Regions from separate parts of the Homo sapiens genome. Here region 1 is linked to region 2. Evidence: chromatin loops called from intact Hi-C (ENCODE). Cell type or tissue: natural killer cell. All regions are shown on one strand. Region 1 overlaps FHIT (fragile histidine triad diadenosine triphosphatase). Region 2 overlaps FHIT (fragile histidine triad diadenosine triphosphatase).

The links. Peaks named below come from ENCODE experiments on the same cell type or tissue, not always from the same donor. Only the 100,000 strongest peaks of a DNase experiment are listed, where the experiment ranks them.
Region 1: it touches region 2 in a loop (2.7-fold over the local background); 1 of 110 quality-filtered maps calls a loop at or near these places.

The regions. Positions count from the first base shown.
Region 1 is chr3:59,954,732-59,959,731 of GRCh38, reverse strand. All of the region lies in intron 7 of FHIT (fragile histidine triad diadenosine triphosphatase), which reads left to right. Among named protein-coding and RNA genes, the nearest start is that of MIR548BB, 660 kb to the left of the region's middle. In natural killer cell, no CTCF peak of the experiment used is centred here; no DNase peak of the experiment used is centred here; H3K27ac peaks cover 301 bases.
Region 2 is chr3:60,015,782-60,020,781 of GRCh38, reverse strand. The region is part of intron 5 of FHIT (fragile histidine triad diadenosine triphosphatase); the gene reads left to right. Among named protein-coding and RNA genes, the nearest start is that of MIR548BB, 600 kb to the left of the region's middle. In natural killer cell, no CTCF peak of the experiment used is centred here; a DNase peak (open chromatin) is centred at 2,951; H3K27ac peaks cover 1,546 bases.

The DNA of each region.
Region 1 (5,000 bases), 61 kb after region 2:
GTTTGTGCTTTCATTAGACTGTGAACACTGTGAGGCCAGGGGCTTTATCTGTTTTGCTCACCTCTGCCCCAGTACCAAGTACAGAGATAGTTACATGGTAAATATCTGTTGACACAGTGACTGAGTGGAGAGATGGATATATGCATGGATGAATGACTAGATGGATGAATGAATGAATAACCCGAGTTTCCTGTCATGAGATCTCTTACCTCCTATAGTATTGCCACATGCTTCATGCTTTGAGTTGTGAGCTGGTATCCTAAATCATTAAGAACATAGATTTCAAGTCAGAATATTCTTGCTAAAATCTTCTACATACATTTAACCTCCCTGAACCTCATTTTCCTGTCAAGTAAAGGCAATCATGTCTCATAGGGGTAGTGATGGAAGGGGTTAAATGAAACACTCTCTTCTTAGTATCTTGTCATAGTAACTGTTCATGGTGAGACATCTTTAAAGGGTAGCTCCGACAATGATTGAGAAGCATCAAAGAACTGGAGAGGAAATTTGGTAGTTCTGGTGGTAATGATGATTGTCATCACTCTCCCTATACACACAGAACAGGACATGGGACCATTTTTGTTGCATTGTTGTCTGGCTGTTGTCATTATACGTGCAAGGAGGCCTGCACTCCTGGTACCTCATCTGTCTATCTCTTGCCAGGGGAGAGGACCCTGGAGGTCATTAACAAATGTGGGTCTCCAGCAGTGATCTCTTCTTGTTTATTATAGTTTAGTCTAATTACTTAAGTGACAGTCAGCACCCTGGTACAGCTTTTCAATGCCTATACCAAAGCGACACATGATTGTAATGACAGAGGTTGCTGCTTTGAATCCTGATACTGAAAACTGAGCCTGACCACTTTATATAAGAGGAGAAAGTTGGGATTCTCAGGAGATGCTAACTTATTCATCCCAACTCCAAGAGCAAGAGTGAGGGAAGAGGAGAAAAAAGGAGAGAGTCATAGAAGGTTGGCCCCGGAAGAGACTTTAGTGACATCTGTTTCAGAGTAGAAATTACATAGCGGCCATCTACTCATCATTTTGCAACCCTAGCCAACATCATTATTTCACCAAGGCATTGTTTACTGTCGACCTTGGGCTTCTTAATACAACCCTCTAGGTAGCTGCAGCTAATTGAATGGAGTTGACACTCAGTAAAAACCTATTTGCTGTTCCTGATTTTGTTATCTTCCCTTACATGTGAGATACCTAATTATAGCACTTCATTATATTTTTTCTTCCTCAGGAGAGAATCAGTCTGTAAGATGGAGAGTTTTTTTCAAAAGAGGAATTGCCTACCTTTCTGCCGTAGCCTATGCCATTTGAGTGAGACCTCATTGTGCAATAATCAACTTGGTGATTTTTTTTATACAGTCCTTTTATAGGAATCATGTGTATTAATTCCAAGATCTATTAAAAGAATCAATACACATGCTGTTTCTTATTATGAGCTAATAGTTTGCTGAATTAGATGAAGCTCTATTACTGGGGACTGCCACAGAAAAGATGATGCAACTATCAAGATATGTGCCAATTTTGTCATGATTTTCAACACTGCCTACTTTCCAGTGACAGATACATGTTCCAGCTAGAGAAGGGCTTTAATTTGAAGACAGTTGGTAGATGTGGATAATATGGCTACCTATGCTGAATATCTAATTTGAGATCCTGCTCTTGCATATGGTATGGTCACCTTCAGTGGAAAAATACACATGTAGCTCACATTCCCACACAGTTACACACACATTCAAACGTGTTCAAGGACATGTTGATTAAAACGATGAGGCTGTTATTTTGGAAGTATTAATCTAATATTCTCATTTCTAGTTTTGCTGTCATGTCTGAGAAATATTTGTTTACTGAGTATGGAAATGTCTAGTGTTCCATGTTGTATAGCCAAGAGTCTACCATAAAACAGTCAAGTTCCAACATGTACAAATTAAGTAAACAGAAGTCATAGAGTAGTATGTGCTGGCTCCTAAAGGAAGGTCTCAGATCTTCATAGCTAATCACATTTCACTTCAGTATTACAGGTGAAAAGCACTGTAAGTGCCACTGAGACATATTTTTCTCAGTGACTTGGTCAATGTGCATTGGTTAGATTTGCTCCTGAGATGTTATTACATTCATCATCATTATTTCAGGAATAGGAGTCAACCTTTGTGCATACTTACCTTGTGCTGAGCACTGGGTTGACACATTCATCCATTCACTCATCAGTCTTTACTGACTGCATTAGTTTTTATGGTAGATATAACAAAAATGCTACAGATTAGGTGGTGTAAACAAAAGACATTTATTTTCTCACCGTTCTGGAGGCTGGAAGCCAAAGACCAAGGTGTCAGCAGAGTTGATTTCCCCTGAGGCCCCTCTTGTGAGCATCCAGCTAGCCACCTTCTTGCTCTATCTTCACACAATCTTTTCTCTCGAATGCACACCCCTGGTTTCTCTTTGTGTATCCAAATTCCCTCTCTTCTTATACATACACCAGACAGACTGAATTAGGGCATAATTTTAACTTGATGGTCTCACTTTAACTTACTTTCCTCTTTAAAGCCCCTGCCTCCAATTAAAGTCACATTGAGAGGTACTGGGGATGAGGGCTTCAACATAATAATCACAGGGTCACAGAACTCAGCCTGTAAAGCTCAGTTCCTCAGCTCCTCTGCCAGGTTTCCAGGACTGAAGGAAACACAGACAAAGTCCCTGTTCTGTAGAGTGTAATTTGAGAGGCAGAAATGGACAATAAGTCTCAAAATCAATATTTGATGACCAATTTAGATTAGTACTAGGAAATAAAATGGATTAAAACTGAGGGTTAGAGTAATGGAGAGTGCTTTAAGCAGAAACATTTAAGATGAGAACTAAAGGATGATAGGGATTTTTGACAATAATGTTTACTGAGTGTTTTTCTTCTGCCAGGTAGTAGTTTCAGTGCTTCACACATTTTGTTTTATTGAATATTCACCACTATGTGAGGTGGCTACTGTTCTTATCCCCATTTTACAGATGATTAAAGTAAGGTACATAGTTTTACTAAGGAGATTGTCTTTTTTTTATTTTTGGAGACAGTCTTGTTCTGTCACCAGGCTGGAGTGCAGTGGCGCGATCTTGGCTCACGGTAACCTCTCCCTCCCGGGTTCAAGCAATTCTCCTGGTTCAGCCTCCCAAGTAGCTGGGACTATAGATGCACACCACCAAGCCCAGCTAATGTTTGTATTTTTAGTAGAGATGAGGTTTCACCATGTTGGCCAGGATGGTCTCGATCTCTTGACCTCAAGATCTGCCCGCCTCGGCCTCCCAAAGTGCTGAGATTATAGGCGTGAGCCACCATGCCCGGCCTTTTTTCTTTTTCTTTTTTGGCAAATAGGTCTTGCTTCGTTGCCCAGACTGGTCTCAAACTCCTGGGCTCAGGTGATCCTCCTGGGAGGCTGTGTGCTGGGATTACAGATGTGAGCCACCATGCCTGGCCAGAAGACTGTCTTTAGTCACCCAGCCCCTGTCAGTTTGACTCCAGAGCTGGGGCTTTTAACCACTAGATTAAGGAAGAAGAGTTTGCTGACTAAAGACCTGAGCAACACATGTGAGGGCCCTGGCTCTACAAAAAGCATGATTGTTCCGAGTATGAAAAATAGGCAAGTAGAAATGCAGCCAAATGATAGAAGAAGAGAGCTGTGCCAGAGGATTTTTGTGAGTAGATCCTGGAGAAGTTTGAAGAAGTATTTCAGGTTTCATCCTTTATTCTATGAACAAGAGGAAGCCACTGATGGATGGAACACAGAGTACTGGGATCAGTTTCATTTGTTACACACCATGGCGGTTGCTGGGCAGAGAACTGACTGTGGAGATACAGGAGTGGAGTTAGGAGGTGATTGCCGTCATTCAGATGAGAGACAGTGCTGGTGGTAGAAATAAAGAAAAACGTATACGGTTAACATATATATCACAAATGAAATTTAGGACCTGATGGCAGATGTTGGGAGAGGGGGAGAGGAGGTGCTGTGAATGACTCTTAGATTTCTGGCTTAAGTCATGGTTGAGTATCAATACCATTTAAGCAGGTGAGGAAAAACTAAGTTTGGGAATGGGGCAATGGAGAGTTCAGTTTTTGACATATTGGGTTGAGACTCTTCTATGACTTCCACATGGAGATCTCAAGCAGGTAGTTTGATATTTGAGTCTGACAACCAGCGGAGAAGTGGGAGCTAGGGATATAAAAGTGTGTGCCAGCAACATTTGGATGGTGTGTAAAGCGGAGGGGCTGAATGGGTTCAATGAGAAAAGTGTGTCGCTGGGGAAGATAAGAGGATATAGAATTGAGCTCTTGCAGTTTGCCAACATTTAGAAATTGGATAGAAGAGGACTTGGCAATGGAGACCGAGGAACATCCAGAAAGAAAGAATAGCAGGAAAGAAGGCTATCCCAGGAGCCGGTGCCGGGGTGTTTTGGGGAAGGAGCAGCCCCTTTGTGCCAGATGCCACTGCCCAGAGGTCTAGTGAGATGGGGACAAAAAATGTCCATTGAGTTTGGCAAAGTGAAGGTCACTGATGACCTTGTTAAGAGCTGTTTTTGTACATGATCTCACTGAATCTTTACAACTACGCTGTACGATAGCTACTGTTGTTTTTCCTATATTACAGTTGTGAAGACTGAGACTCAGTAATGGGAACCTAGCCACACAGTTGTAAGTGGATCAGCTCAGCTTTCAAAAGTGAAGCTGGCTTCTCCAGGGTCTGAATGATTCACAGAAAACTAGCAAACAGTACTGCTGATTTTGTTTTAGTTCCTTAAATTGAGATCAGAAGAGTAGGCATTTAAATTCAAAGTGATTACCTTCTGGAACAGTTCTGAGTTCTCATCTCATTTCTGGCCCTAGCATGTAAGCTTGGGTTTTTGGTTTCTTCGTTTTCAAAAGAAACCAGTTGGAATAAACCATCTCCCTGGTCCCTCCTAGCATTCTGAAACCTTCAGTATAAGAAATTTCTAAAAGGAAGCCCT
Region 2 (5,000 bases):
TCTTGAAAAGTAGCTGACAGTCCATCCTGCTATTGTTTTGTGAAGTGACATTAAGAATTATTTTAAACATTTACAAGGCCTAGGAGTGTTTGTTAGAGCAAATAATGAATTATACAGGGTCTGCTGAGGTCTGCATTGCAAGCTGGAATGTTCCTTGCTTATCACTAAACTACACACAGATCTGCAGTCGAGATGAATACAGACTCTTTTTTATTAGTTCAGAAGAATGATTAATTCTGTGTTGTATTATCTGATACTGCCTTACTTCATATTAATATATACACAGGCTAATCAGCCTAATCAAAATCAGTGATATTTTGATGATTTGCTTTATTTTGGTGACTTCTATATTCTGAATCCCTAGAATAGATCAGATATAGAAAACTAAATGGGGGCGAGTCTGAGCAACTCCGATCATAATATTCTGCTGTCATCTTTAATTAATCATCTGAATCAGTACATTTCCATTTATCTGTCAGTGCTCCATGTTTAAATATTTCGTATTTGTCATGGAAATCCTCCTAAAAATATTTTTAATCAATTATTATCCTTGATGAGCAAATTTTGAACTTATCAAATTTATTTTGAATAAAAATGTGGCAACATAATGGAAATTTTATGTAGTTGGGAAGATTCTCCCTTTTGCAGCATCCCCCTTTGTTCTGACTCCACCAGTCCTTTGCAGTTGGTTCTGTGTTTCATGAGGCAGTGTGGGAGGCCACAGAAATGGCACATGCATCTCATGTCGCGTGCCCATTCTCACTGGTGTTGACTGCTCAGAGGTTATATTGGCAAGTATTTGGGGACACTTTGGTTAAAGGAGAGAATTCTGTGGTCGATTATTCTGCCATAAGTTTACCATTGGAAAATAGTGGCAGATGTGCAATGTTTTGCCATCTCAGTGTAACAGAAAGAGCTTTGGTTGGGGAAGCTCACCAGTTGAGCTCCAATCCCAACTGTGCTCCTAACTGTGTGACTTTGAACAAGTTAAGTAACCTTTCTCTCCCTATTTTTAAAATCTGACAGTGAAGGTATTGGAGTAGTTGATGTTTAAGATCCATCTCGGCTGGGCACGGCGGCTCATGCCTGTAACCCCAGCACTTTGGGAGGTGAAGGCAGGTGGATCACCTAAGGTCGGGAGTTTACGACCAGCCTGACCAACGTGGAGAAACCCCATCTCTACTAAAAATACAAAATTAGCTGGGCATGGTGGTGCATGCCTGTATTCCCAGCTACTTGGGAGGCTGAGGCAGGAGAATCACTTGAACCCAGGAAGCAGAGGTTGCACTGAGCTGAGATTGTGCCATTGCTCTCCAGCCTGGGCAACGAGAGCGAAACTCCATCTCAGGAAAAAAAAAAAAAAAAAGGAGCATCTCAACTCTAAAATGCCATCCTGTATTTACTCACTAGGACAGCCAAGATACCTTGGGCCCCTGTTAATTTTTAAACATCCCTGGAACTTCCTAGTGTCCATATCCCTTTTGACTGTCATCTTTCCACTCCTCCTTTTAGAAGACAGAATATCTCTACCTTGAATCTGGGTTGGCTTGTGATTTTCTTTGACCGATAGAATGTGGGACAATGTAAGCCTTAAGCAAATTCAGAGATTCTGCATCTATTGGGATGGAAGAGCATGTAGAGTGAAGGGCCTAGTGGATGCAGCTGAGCCCAGACTCCAGCCTACCTTCCATCTGAAAGCAGTTGCATGAGTGAGTCCAGGTGAGACCCTCAGCAAAAACCATCCACAGACTTATGGTAGTAAAACCTATCAATGTTGGTTTGTTGTTGTTGTTGTTGTTTTGAGACAGAGTTTTGCTCTTGTAGCCCAGGCTGGAGTGCAATGGCGTGACCTTGGCTCACTGCAACCTCCACCTCCCGGATTCAAGGGATTCTTCTGTCTCTGCCTCCTGAGTAGCTGGGATTACAGATGCCCGCCACCATGCCCAGCTGTTTTTTTTGTATTTTTAGTAGAGATGGGGTTTCACCACGTTGGCCAGGCTGGTCTTGAACTGCTGACCTCAGGTGATTCGCGCGCTTTGGCCTCCCAAAGTGCTGGGATTACAGGCGTGAGCCACTGCGCCCGGCCGATCAATGTTGTTTTAAGGCTCTATGATTTGGGGTAGTTTATTATGCAGCAGTAGATAAGTGATATAGAAACTGGAAGTCAGTGGCTCTCCTGACTCTAGAAGGTCTGAGATGATCTCTGACAGTTATTGCTGACTATCAGCTGAGGTGCCTTAGTTCTTTCTTCATGTTGCCACTTAACAGGCTAGCTGGGATTTTTTATAGCATGTTGGTCTCAGGCTTCCAAGAGAGCAATAATCAGAGGTTTCAAGGTCACTTAAGGCCTAACCTTGGAAAGTCACACAGCAACACTGCTATAGATTGGATATTTGACCCTCCAAACCTCATGTTGAAATTTGATCCCTGATGTTGGCGGTAGGGTCTAATGGGAAGTGTTTGGGGGCAGATCCTTCATGAATCACTTGATGTCATCTTTGTGGTAACCAGTGAGCTCTCTACTGCTCTATTAGTTCCCAGAAGAGCTGGTTGTTGAAAAGGGTCTGGCACCTCCCTCCTGTCTCTCTTGCCTCCTTTCTCACCATATGATCTCTGCAAACTGTTTTCCCTTCCACTTCTGCCATGAATGGAAGCATCTTGAGGCCTCCACCAAATTCAGAAGCCAGCATCGTGCTTCTTGGACAGCCTTCAGAACTGTGAGCCAGATAAACCTCTTTTCTTTGTAAACGACCCAGCTTCAGGTGTTCTTTTATAACAACACAAACACAAAGTAAGATAGACACTCAAGGGGAGGGGAAATAGACTGCAACTCTTGATGGAAAGTGGGGGAAAGCCAGAGAGCAAAACAGCATGTGTAGGATGGGAGGGATTCTTGTGGTCACATTTGCAAATAGCAAACCACACCAGCTCTAGGCACCTGACTAATGCGAATATGTCTTTCTTTCATTGTGTGTATTCTGAGTTGGCAGTGTGTCAGCAAGAGTTCAGCATAGGGCTTGGCATGTGGTCACACCACTTTAATGCAGCAAAAACACCTAAAGTGTTCATGTTCAAAAAGAGAGATAGTCAGTTCTGGGCTGGTGGTGAGCATGAAGAGGAGGAGACGAAAAGGGAAAACAAAAAGAAAGGATTGCCAAGTTTCTGGTAGTCTCTTGTGATATGAATCATGTGTTGTGAGAAGGTCCATAATTCTCAGTAATTAGACTGTCCAACAAGCAATGGATTCAGTGTGTCTGACAACCTGACCCAGTGATAGAGGCTGCAGTATCTAAACTTTCTCAGGAGTCTGGCCCATGATGGAGCCCAAGTCACCTTGAAGCAACCCAAAGTCAGGATGAGAAGGGGCAAAATGCCAGCTTTGTATCCCTCTTTACTTCCTCCAGTTCAGGCAAGCTGGTACTCTCCCCCCTTTTTGATCTTACGATTCTCTGTTAGGATGAAGGCATACTCACTGCCCAGTGCTGAGGCCTCCTTTCATTGTGGGATTGTAGGTCTCGTCTGCTTTCTTTTTCCAAGGTTAGGTGTTTCTTAAGCGTTCAGCATGTTTGCATCATAGCCTTCTATTTAATGAAAACAGTGGTTCCCTTCTATGAACAGAGTGACTAGGGAATGCAGGGCACAGTTTTAATAAGAGGCTAGGCAAAAATGGAGTCATGAAAGCTCTAACAAGCATGACATCACAGCACTGTCATTAATAACATGAACTTTAGAATCGGACAGACGGGTTGAATTCTAGTTTTAATCTCATTTTGAGTGTGCTGGTGTGGCAAGTTTCTAATTTTCTATAAGAAATTATTGCTTATAATTCATCTTCAACATGGGAATTATAATAGTATTAATAGTTTATGGGTTTGTTGGAAAGATTGAGTAAGTAAGAGTACGTACAAAAGTGAAATGGTGATTTGGGCCAAAGGAGGAACGCTTAACAACTTTCTTTGAAGCTAACCTTAAGTTTCTGGACCATTTTTAAGGACAGATTTTGGTCTAGGTGTGGAGAAATTGTTCTACTTTAAAAGGTGAAATGTAAAATGAGATGGAAAAGTTTATCTAACACCCTGAGGCAGAATTAGATCTGACCTCCCCTGTGCTCCCACAGCTTTCTATACTGATTTCTACCAATAGCATTCATCTCTCTGTGTTGTAATGATCTGTTTACACTGCATGACAGTTGCGGACATTAGAATGTGAACTCTTCAAGGTCAGCTACTCTGTCCTGGTCATCTTAGCATCCTAAGTTCCAGCATAGACCCTGGACTGAGAGGAGACTGCAGTGTTGGGATGGATGAGTGAGTAGGTTGCCAGCCCAATCCACTGGTTAAATCACTCCCCAATTTTTAAAGTCCAGTTTAAATCTCATCTGCTCTAAGAAGTCGCCTTTGGTTTTCATCTACTGTGAGAAATCTCCTTGTCAGCTATACAACCTAAATTATAACTATTGACCTTCGCTTCCTTTAAAAAATATTATTGCTAAAAAAACTCTATACTCTAGATTATAGGGAGAAGTGGTAACCAGTTCCACAAGTTTTCACACATGATATGTACTGGATAAAACATTTATTCAATTCAATATAGTAACTTTAATTCTTTAAAGGTTATCCTACATGTTGGCTAAGAAATCTTGACAGAGGAGATAATCCCAAGCAAACAGGATCCAGAAGTAAATGTGTCTTCATAGCCTATGTATAATATGGAATTTACCCATTAACAAGGCCTAAGAGGCTCCAAATTAAATTATATTGCATCTGTGATATTATTTTAAAACAATTGGCATATAAAAAGTGGCATTAGAATTACAAAAGCTATCTGCTGTTCTTCTAATTAATTTGCTTTCCCTGAGTTGTTTTTCTAGGAGCAACATGCAAACAAGCAAAATTGACAAACAATAAGTTTTTTTATGGTGTTGAAAAAAAACATTTTTGGATGTCATTGATATTACTAAATTTACATTAGATACATAGGTTGTCTGATTTATTCCACCA